2 separate regions of the Homo sapiens genome follow, and region 1 is linked to region 2. Evidence: read pairs that join two places in POLR2A ChIA-PET (ENCODE). Cell type or tissue: GM12878. All regions are shown on one strand. Each heading gives the region's core, and the rest is flanking DNA. Links, peaks and the distances in the headings are about the cores only. Region 1 overlaps UGT1A8 (UDP glucuronosyltransferase family 1 member A8). Region 2 overlaps USP40 (ubiquitin specific peptidase 40).

What was found. Peaks named below come from ENCODE experiments on the same cell type or tissue, not always from the same donor. Only the 100,000 strongest peaks of a DNase experiment are listed, where the experiment ranks them.
Region 1: POLR2A ChIA-PET joins it to region 2 with 9 read pairs; 2 of 35 experiments call an interaction of 5 or more read pairs at or near these places.

What each region holds. Positions count from the first base shown.
Region 1 is chr2:233,760,490-233,765,872 of GRCh38, reverse strand. All of the region lies in intron 1 of UGT1A8 (UDP glucuronosyltransferase family 1 member A8), which reads right to left. All of the region lies in intron 1 of UGT1A10 (UDP glucuronosyltransferase family 1 member A10), which reads right to left. All of the region lies in intron 1 of UGT1A9 (UDP glucuronosyltransferase family 1 member A9), which reads right to left. The region is part of intron 1 of UGT1A7 (UDP glucuronosyltransferase family 1 member A7); the gene reads right to left. It also overlaps UGT1A6, UGT1A5, UGT1A4, UGT1A3, UGT1A1 and UGT1A. Among named protein-coding and RNA genes, the nearest start is that of UGT1A1, 2.9 kb to the right of the region's middle. In GM12878, for the core only: no CTCF peak of the experiment used is centred there; no DNase peak of the experiment used is centred there.
Region 2 is chr2:233,502,400-233,507,782 of GRCh38, reverse strand. The region is part of intron 21 of USP40 (ubiquitin specific peptidase 40); the gene reads left to right. Among named protein-coding and RNA genes, the nearest start is that of USP40, 62 kb to the left of the region's middle. In GM12878, for the core only: no CTCF peak of the experiment used is centred there; no DNase peak of the experiment used is centred there; H3K27ac peaks cover 743 bases.

The sequences.
Region 1 (5,383 bases), core at 240-5,239, 260 kb before region 2:
CCCTCCCGCTGTCACATGCTCTGTGAGGGGGACAAGGAAAGTTTTCCTGTTTCATCAACATGGCAATTCTTTTCTCACTGTAGATTTTCAGTGGTCCAATGAATCCCCCAAGAATCTCTCAAATGGCTTTATGGGTTTATTTATTATTATTATTATTATTAATTATTATTATTATTATTTACTTGAAGTTCTGGGATACATATGCCATGGTGGTTTGCTGCACCTATTGACCTATCCTCTAAGTTCCTCCCCTCACCCCTCACCCCGCCACAAGCCCTGGTGTGTGTTGTTCCCCTCCCTGCGTCTACGCATTCTCACTGTTCAACTCCCACTTATGAGTGAGAACATGCGGTGTTTGATTTTCTGTTCCTGTGTTAGTTTGTGGAGGATGATGGCTTCCAGCTTCATCCATGTCCTTGCAAAGAATATGATCTCATTCCTTGTTATGGCTGCATAGTATTCCATGGTGTATATGTACCACATTTTCTTTATCCAATCTACCATTGATGGGCATCTGGGTTGGTTCCATGACTTTGTTATTGTGAATAGTGCTGCAATAAACAAATATGTGCATGTGTCTTTATAGTAGAATAATTTATATTTCTTTGGGTATATACCCAGTAATGGGATTACTGAGTCTATGGTTTTATGTTTGCAAAGAATACTGAGGGCACTAATATGATTGTGTGATGTGGCAGGGCTTGCCCAAACTGAGGGGTTCCCTAGGACATGTGATGTTCAGTGCTAAAACCTGAACAGTCCTGAGGAAGCCAGGATGCTGGTCACCCTAGATGTGAGACACAGGAGACCTCTGACAGGGCTCAGCAAACGCAATTTGCACAGCAGGACTCCTGCCAAGCCTGATTTGGAACATGACCAGGAAAGCCCCAGACACTGACCATCCTTCTCCCAAGGTGAGCCCTCTCTCCCCGCCACTCTCACCAGCCCCAGGCCCTCGTGAGTCCTCTGGCTCTTAAGGGCTTTGTCTTTGCCTTTTCCCTTGGGCTCATCTAAAAGTCAGGGAGGACAGAGTCATCCTCCCCACCACCATGCTGCATTTTTTGGTTTGTAGCAAGAACACCCTGAGGATGGTTTTTCTGAACTCCTTCCTCCCTAGGGTCTGCACCACATCTCTCCCCTCTTTCTCTCCCTCTTTCTTGGGGAGACACAGCTCATTTCCAAGTGCTCTTCAAGTTCTTTCTTCTGAGCGTTGGTAAATGGCTTACTTAAATTTCCTAGGACCTTTGCTCTTCATGAAACCCACTCTTACACTGAAGCTCATCTGGAAAAGGCCGAGTCTAAGTTCTCCTCCAGGCACACCCTCCCACACGCCCACTCAGCAATCAGCAGGATGTGATTCACACAAAATTGAACCCACAGGTCCATAAACATTCGAAGTTAAATAGCAGGAGATCACGAAAGTTTAAATGGCACAAAAGTTCATCTGGAGATTCACGCAGGGCAAACTGCAGAGAAGTTGTCATCACGGCCAACTCCTACCTGAGCCAGCTACTATGAGGCTCAATAAAGGTGAAGTCCATCCCCTACTTGGCAAAGCTTCCCTTAAACTTCACCCTGACTTCACAGTTACCGGAATGACCAAAGAGTGAAGCAACATATTAACTGAAAATAACACTCCAATCCCCCACCATTGATTCCCTTCAAAGAAAAGATGAGATGCCCCTGAATGAGAGAATTTCCCTGTTCTGATGAGACTTCACCAGCCAAAATGAGACATTTAACATAACTCCTAAACTTTACCAAGAATTTTGTATTTTTAGTTTAGGCTTTTAATTAGATTTTCCCTTCCCAAATGCATTTCATTTTCCCAGAATTCTTCTTTAGCACTTAGACACCATGTGGGTCATCTGTGACTTCACCATCACGCATTCCCAGTAACCCACATATATCTCAACCTTCCCTGCTCCCAAGCTTTCCTCTCCTGGCCATCTCGAAGCCTTGGTCCTCACTAATCTTCTGTTTAGTTATTTTTCTCAGACCCAGCATTGCGATTGTCTGTGAACCACTGCTATCTTACCCTGGCAGGGGAGGAACATCTTGGAATTCTTGAGTTTCATTCCTTTTCTCCCAATGTTGTTCCACTATCTCTTTTCCTTCAGACACACCAAAGACACGCCAATGCCAGGTTGTGCTTTCTCTATGGACTTCTTTGTGCAATAAAAGTTTTATCTTTATTCTTAAAGTTCAGGAGTTTTATCAAGAGTATTGAGAATAGGACCATCAACACAAGAGGAATGGTAGTGCAGAGTGGCATTTTTAGTTAACAAAGGAAGAAAGAGAAAATAAGAACAGTAACTTGACCAACCAGTAGAAATCCGGAAAAAGGAGAATGGCAAAGTCAACTAAACATAAAGTAAACTGAGAGAGTTACAATCAAATCTATTAATTGTTAGATTCAAATAGGCAAAATGCACTTATTAAAGCAACTGCCTGACTGGATTAAAAATACCAGTGCCATGTTGTTTAAAAAGGAAGAAAGCTTGAAGACAAAGGAGTACTAAAGATGTGCTAGGGAAATGTAAACAAAAATAATACAGAAGTGGTAATATTAATATCCAAAAAGTGGAATTTCAGATTAAAACATGCAACAAGACAAAACAGGTTACTAAAAGGTACAATTTAAAAACATATTTTCACACCTAAGCCTGACTGCACCAAACAAGGCAACAACAAATATGTAGTCAACACAGTTCACCACTTAGACTTTTATGGTTATATCAATAAATGCCAGAAAGGCAGCTGATAAAGTTCGGTGCCTCTCCTACAAACATCCTCACGCAAAGAAGGAAATTATCTAAATCAATAAAGCCTGTTCAGAAAACAATGGCTAACATAATGCAAAATAATGAAATGATAATCAATTTCCACTAAAATAGCAGCAAGACGGGCATCTTTCCTATTGCCAGAATTATTCAACTGTTTTTAGAGATTCTAATAAATTCAATAGCCCTGATATTTGGCATGGAATTTATAAGAGAAGAAACCAAAATTTCTTTATCAGCAAATGACTGCCTATTATTTTTTATTATGAAAATCAATATTTTGATGAGATAGCTGAGTAATGAGTAGATAATCAGCTAGAGATAGAAATGCAAAAAAATAACACATTCACAGTAGTGACCAAAAAAAAAAAACCGTGTAAAATACTTAAGAAAAGATGAATGAGAAAGAAACAGAACAAATGTTTTTTAAACTACAAAATAGCTTATCTTTTTAAAGGAAGTGTTTGAGGTCACAACAACAAAACTCCTGGAATACAAATTGTAATGTTCCTCTGTGGGGAACTAGACTAGATCTCCAGCAGAATACACTGTGGTACACAAGTACCATGAAATACTATTTCATAGTTTAAAAAGTAATAGCATTTAAAACTGGAGTGATATCCATGACATTATCGGTAAGTGGGCAGTGGGAATACACTGTTACTCTATTTTGTAGAAAAAGCAACCAAAAAATTTTACATATGTTTCTATATACATATTGGTATGTAATAGCTGGAGTACAAAGAACTAAAAAGAGCTATTGTGGATTACTCTCGACCCATTAACTAGACCTCGGTTGGCACCTTTCTTCTCATTCATTAATGTAACACATATTCGGTGGGTGCCTATTCTGTGCCTTAGGTGCTGAGATTTATGGGGCGCCAAATACATGCAGACCCATTGGCAGGTGTTGAGGACGCCGCATACAGTGGATGTGATTAATGCAAAGTCACACAGGTCCCCACATGGCTCATGATGTGAAGCGGACAATCAACAACTATCTAAGTGAAATGGCTGCCATATTTGATGTGCTATGAAGGAAAATGCACAGAAAATTAAAAAAAATAAAATACAAATCACATTGGAGGTATAGTGGAAATAAGGTCACCTCCGAAGGTGATATCAGTCCCCTTAATGGGAGCCAGACGCAGCACCTGGGAAGTGCCTGGGCTGCCAGTAGATCCTCAGCCAATCTTTGCAGGATAAGTGAATGAACGCTCTCTGAAATGTCACCTCCTCAAAGAGTAATTCCCTAACGCTCCATCTGAAGGAGCCTCTCCTGTTCTTTTCTATCCTCTGCTGAGATTTCGATGAGGATGTGAATGCTACTTTTTGCATACTTCAAACTCTGTAGGGGAAAAATAAACCTAATAGCTTGAGAATGAAACCTACAACCTTTCTGTATCATGTCAGAACCTGACTGTCTGGTGATTCACTCATTAGAAGAGAACGGACTGCAGGATTTAGCTTCTTATCAGAATATTTAGAAACTGGAGCTTTAACCAGGGTCACAAAGGCAACTTTCATTTCCAGGATCTATCATCATCAAAGAATGATTTCATCAGTCCTGAACATTGCCTGCCTGACTGAATCCAGGGCAAGGTGCAGGCTTCAACTGAGTTTTCTGCAGGGTGCCCCAAACCCAGCATTCTGTGCCTATGGCATTTAACAGCTTGTTGTTTCTAATTGATTACTATCCACTGGAGCACACAGAGTAAAATGTCCAAGGAATGCTTTCCCGAAATCTCAGATACCAAGAAATCATCCAGAAGATGATGCCAAAGACAGACTCAAACCTAGGAGTCAAAAATTAACAAAAGAGGGCATTTTAAATTATCTCAGAATGCTTGCTCAGCATATATCTGGGGCTAGTTAATCGATCCAAAGTAATACATCTGAAAGAATATACGCATGTAAAAGTCCCACTCCAATACACACCTGGGATAGTGGATTTTGGTGAAGGCAGTTGATTCCACCAACAAAAACCATATTGGGCATGATGGGCCTAGGGTAATCCTTCACAAAGTCACTTCTAAACAGCCAGACAGATGCAGAGCTCAATAGGTCCTGGACAGTCACCTCTCTCTGAAGGAATTCTGAGGCAAGGGTTGCATACGGGGAATAAACCACGTCGCACAGAAAGTTCTGTGAAAAGGCAATGAGCATGTTCTTCACCCGCTGCAGGAAGGTCATGTGATCTGAATGAGAGGAGAGAGGCCTGGGCACGTAGGAGAATGGGTTGGGGCACTGGGTAGCCTCAAATTCCAGGCTGCATGGCAGTGCATGCAAGAAGAATACAGTGGGCAGAGACAGGTACTGGGCCACGATGGGGCTGCAAGGAAGGAAAGGGTCCGTCAGCATGACATCAAAGCTGCTTTCTGCCAGGGAGGCCATGAGCTCCTTGTTGTGCAGTAAGTGGGAACAGCCAGACAAAAGCATAGCAGAGTCCTTTTTTATTTTCTTGTATGTTTTGATCACACGCTGCAGGAAAGAATCATTCTCAAAAACATTATGCCCGAGACTAACAAAAGACTCTTTCACATCCTCCCTTTGGAATGGCACAGGGTACGTCTTCAAGGTGTAAAATGCTCCGTCTCTGA
Region 2 (5,383 bases), core at 296-5,295:
CCCTACTGTACAATAGAACACTAGAGCTTATTCCTTCTATTAGATTGTAACTTTGTACCTGTTGACCACCCTCTCCCATCCTCCCCTTACATCTCCCCCTCAGTCACTAGTAACTGCTGTTTTACTCTCTGCTTCTACGATGTCAACTCTTTTTTTTTTTTTTTAAGATTCCACATATGAGTGAGGTCATATTACCGATCAGCCTTTCTGTGCCTGGCTTCGTTCACTTAACATGATGTCTTCCAGGTTCATCCATGTTGTCACAAATAACAGGATTTTATTCTTTTTTATGGCTGAATAGTACCCTGTTGTGTATATATACCACATTTTCCTTACCTATTCATCCACTGTTGGATGCTTAGGTTGATTTGATATCTTGGCGATTGTAAATAATGCTCCATTAAACATGGGAGTGCAGATATCTCTTTGACACACTGATTTCATACCCTTTGGACACATACCCAGTAATGGGATTGGTGAATCACATGATAGTTCTATGTTTATTTTTGTGAGGAACATCTGTACTGTTTTCTATAATGGCCGTACTAATTTACAGTCTCACCGACAGTGCATAAATGTTCCCTTTTCACCACATTCTTGTAAATACATGTTTTCTCTTGTTTTTTTAATAGTAGCCATTCTAACTGGAGTGAGATGGTACTTCATTGTGGTTTTGATTTACATTTCCTTTATGATTTGTGATGTTGAGCATTTTTTGTGTGCGTACCTGTTGGCCATTTGTATGTCTTTTGAGAAATGTTTACTAAAGTCTTTTGCCAATTTTTATATCAGGTACTTTTTTTTTGCTGTTGAATTGTTTAAGTTCCTTATATAATATATTCCGGATATTAACTCTTTGTTAGATTTTTTTTTTAAGACAGTCTTTCTCTGTCACCCAGGCTGGCATGCAGTGGGGTGATCTCAGCTCACTGCAACCTCCACCCCCAGGGCTCAAGTGATCCTTCCATCTCAGCCTCCGAAGTAGCTGGGATCGCAGGTATATGCTACTATGCCCAGCTATTTTTTTTTTTTTTTTTTTTTTGTATTTTCGGTAGAGGCAGTGTCTCACCATGTTGCCCAGGCTGGTCTTGAACTACTGAACTCAAGTGATCTGCCCATCTCGGCCTCCCAAAGTGCTGGTATTACAGGCGTGAGCAACCCCGCCCAGCTCCCTTTGTTAGATTTATACTTTGCAAACATTTTCTCCCATTCTGTAGGTTGTCTCTTTACTCTGTTGTTTCTTTTGCTGTACAAAAGCTTTTTAGTTTGCTATAATCCCATTTGTCTATGTTCTTTTGTTGCCTGTGCTTTTGAGGCAACCAAAGCTTATTTTAAAAATTCTTGCCTAATCCAGTGTCATAGTGTTCCCCCTATGTTTTCCTTTAGTAGTTTCATTGTTTTGGGTTTTACATTTAAGCATTTAAACCATTTTGAGTTGATTTTTGTATTTAGTGAGAGTTAGGGAATCTAGTCTCATTATTCTGCATGTGGAGATCCAATTTTCCCAGAACCATTTGTTGAAGAGACTATCATTTTCCCAATGTGTGTTCTTGGCACATCTATCAAAAATTAGTTGGCTGTTAAGTTTGTGAATTTATTTCTGGGCTCTTTATTCTGGTGCTTTGGCCTATGTGTCAGACTTTTTGCCAGTACCCTGCTGTTTTGGTTACTTTTGCTTTGTAGTATATTTTGAAGTAAGGCAGTATGGTGCCTCCAGCTCTGTTCTTTTTGCTCACAATTGCTTTGACTATTTGGGTTTTTTTGTGGTTCCTTATGAATTTTTTCATCCTTGGGATGAATACCACTTGATAATTATGAATGGTCTTTTTAACGTGCTTGTTAAATTCAGTTTGCTAATACCTTGTTGACAGTTTTTCATCTATGTTCATCAGGGATATTGGCCTATAGTTTTCTTTTTTTGTTGTTGAATCTACATCTGGTCTTGGAATCAGGATAATGCTGGCCTCATAAAATGAGTTTGGAAATATTCACAACTTTTCAATTTTCTGGAGTAGTTTGAGGAGAATTGATATTCTTTAAATGTTTGGTAGAATTCAGCAGTGAAGCCATTAGGTCCTCAGCTTTTCTTTGATGAAAGACTTTATTACTGAAAGCATTTTCTCACTTGTTGGCCTGTTCAGATTTTCTATTTCTTCATCATTTAATCTTAGTATATTGTATATGTCCAGGAATTTATCCATTTCTTCTATGTTTTTAAATTTATTGGCAAGTAGTTGTTCATAATAGTCTCTTATGATCCTTTGTATGTCTGTGGTATCAATTGTAATGTCTGATTTTCATCTCTGACTTTATTTGAGTCTTCACTCTTTTTTTCTTAGTCTAGCTAAAGGTTTGCCAATTTTATCTATTAAAAGAACCAGTTTTTAATTTTGTTTCTCTTTTGAATTGTTTTGTTAGTTCCTATTTTGTTTATTTCTGCTCTGAGCTTTATTATTCCCTTCTGCTTCTTTTGGGTTTAGTTTGTCCTTATGTTTCTAGTTCCTTGAGGTTCATGGTTAGGTTGTTTAGTAGAAATCTTTCTTCATTTTTGATCTAGGCATCTATTGCTGTGAACTTCCCTCTTAGAACTGTTTTTGCTGTATCCCATGGGTTTTGGTATAATATGTTTCTATTTTAGTCTCAAGGCATTTTAAAATTTCCCTCTTACTTTCTTCATTGACTTATTGGTTCTTTGGAAGCGTGTTTAATTTCCATGTATTTGTAAGGTTTTCAAAGTTTTTCTTTTTGATTTCTAGTTTTATCGTGGTTAGAAAAAATACTTGATATGATCTCTGTCTTGTTAAATGTATTAAGACTTGTTTTGTGGTCTAATGTATGCTCTATCATGGATAATATTCTCTGTGCAGTTGACAAGAATGTGTATCCTGCAGTTGTTGATGGACTGTTCTATAAATATCTGTTAGCTCCGTTTGGTCTATGGTGAAGTTTAAGTTTAATGTTTCTTTGTTGATTTTCTGTCTCGATGATCTTTCCATTATTGAAAGTGAGGTGTTGAAGTCCCTACTATTATTGTATTGCAGTCTTGTTCCCCTAGAGGTCTAATAATATTAGCTTTATATATTTGGGTGTTCTGGTGGTGTTTGCATATATATTTACAATTGTTATATCCTCTCATTGAATCCCTTTATATCATTATAAATGACATAATAATGATATATAGTGATTATATAACAAGTTATTATATAATGACCTTCTTCTACAATGACCATTATCAATTATAATGACCTTTTACAGTTTTTGAGTTAAAGTCTATTTTACCTGACATAAATGTGGCTACTCTTGCTCACTTTTGGTTTCTATTTGCATGGACTATCTTTTTCCATCCCTTCACTTTCAGTCTATGTTTGTCTTTAACAGTGAGGTGAGTCTTTTTTAGGCAACATATAGTTGGGTCTTCTTTTTTTTAACCCATTCAGTCACTTTTATATCTTTTAATTGAAGAATTTAATCAAGGTTATTATTGATAAGTAAGAACTTACTCCTGCCATTTTGTTAATCGTTTTCTGGTTGTTTTGTAGATCTTTTTCTTCCTTTCTGGTTGTTTACTTCTGTGGTTTGATGGTTGTCTATGGTGCTAAGCTTTGTTTCTTTTTCTTATTTGTGTATTTTCTGTCATGTCTTTCTTTGTGGTTACTGTTGCACTAAGATAGAGAGTCTTGTACTTATAATAGACTATTTTAAGCTGTATCCAACTCACCTTTGGTCATATAAAAATAGTCTAGAATTTTTTCCCTTCCCTCTACAATTTATATTTTTGTTGCCTTAATTTACATCTTTATTGTGTCCTTAGCCACTAATAGTAACTGTTGTTGTTTTTGGCTATTTTGACTTTAAACCTTCATGGAAGAGGATTGATAAATTTATATAGCACCATTGCGACACTGGGGTATTCCAAGTATGATTATGAATTTACCTATACTTGTGAGTTTTATACTTTCATGTGTTTTCATGATAGTAATTATCATCCTTTTGTTTCCAGTTGTAGTGCTCCCTTAAGTATTTTCTTGTAAGATTGGTCTAGTGGTGATAAATTCCTTTAGCTTTTTGCTTATCTGAGATTTATATCTCGCCTTTATTTCTGAAGGATAGCTTTGCTGGATATGATATTCTTGGCTGACAGTGTTTTTTTCTTTCCTATATTACCCCCATTTTCTTCTGGCCTGCAAGGTTTCTGCTAAGAAATCCACTGATAGTCTACTGGGGATTTCCTTATATGTGACTTAATGCTTTTATCTTGTAGCTTTCAGAATTCTCTTTTTGTCTTTAACTTTTGAGAGTCTTATTATAAAGTGCCCAAAGAGGATCTTTTTGTGTTGAATCTAATTGGGGAACCTGTGAGCTTTCTGGATCTGGATGTCCATATCTCTCCTGGACTTGGGAATTTTTCACCTATTATTTAATTAAATAGATACGCTGTGTCTTTTGTCATTTATTCTCCCCCTGGCACTTCTACAATGAGAAAACTTGTTCATTTAATGGTGTCTTGTTGGTCCTGTAGGCTTTCTTCATTCTTTTTAAATTGTTAATTCTTTTTATTCTTCTGACTGGGTTATTTCAAAAGACCTGTCTTCAAGTTCAGAAATTCTTTCTCTGATGAATTTCTGATTCAGATTATGAATGAATTTTTCTGATTTTGTTGAATTTTGGATTGTCTGTATTCTCTTGTTTATGAGTTTCCTTAAGATCATTGTTTTGAATTTCTCTTCAGGCATTTCATAAATATACTTTTCTTCGGGGTTTGTTACTGGAGACTTACTGTGTTCCTTTCAGAATATCATCTTTCCTTGGCCCTTCATATTTCTTGTCTTCTTATGTTGATATCTTCACATTTACTTGAACACTTACTTTTTCCAATTTTATGGAGTAGCTATTGTAGGGAGGAGCTTTTTCCTATAGATGGATTCTAGGGTGTCTGTTGGAAATGATGTGTTGTTGGCTTTGGTTCTTGGTGGGCTCAGTAGCATGATCCCTATGCCAGTTCTTCAGCTGTAATCCTCATTAATGATGTGTGCAGTTGCCTCAATTTCCTAGGTTACGGGTGTTTGTGACAGAGGTGACATGGTTTGGTGGAGGAAAGGATGCTGGTTTGTGCTGCTACCAAGCACAACCTGAGCATAGCTGTGTGTTGGTCTCTCTGGGGAGGGGGATACTGCCACACTTGCTATTGGGCTGGGTGCAAACATGTGTGGGTCAGGCAGCTGTGCAGCGCTCTCTCTGGGGAGGCAGGGCCACTGCCAGATTGCAAAATCCAAAACTTTTTGAGCACTTTTTGACCCTTTGACATGACACTCAAAGAAAATATTCATTGGAGCATTTCATATTTAGATTTTTGGATTGAGGTTACTTAGCTGGTAAGTATAAT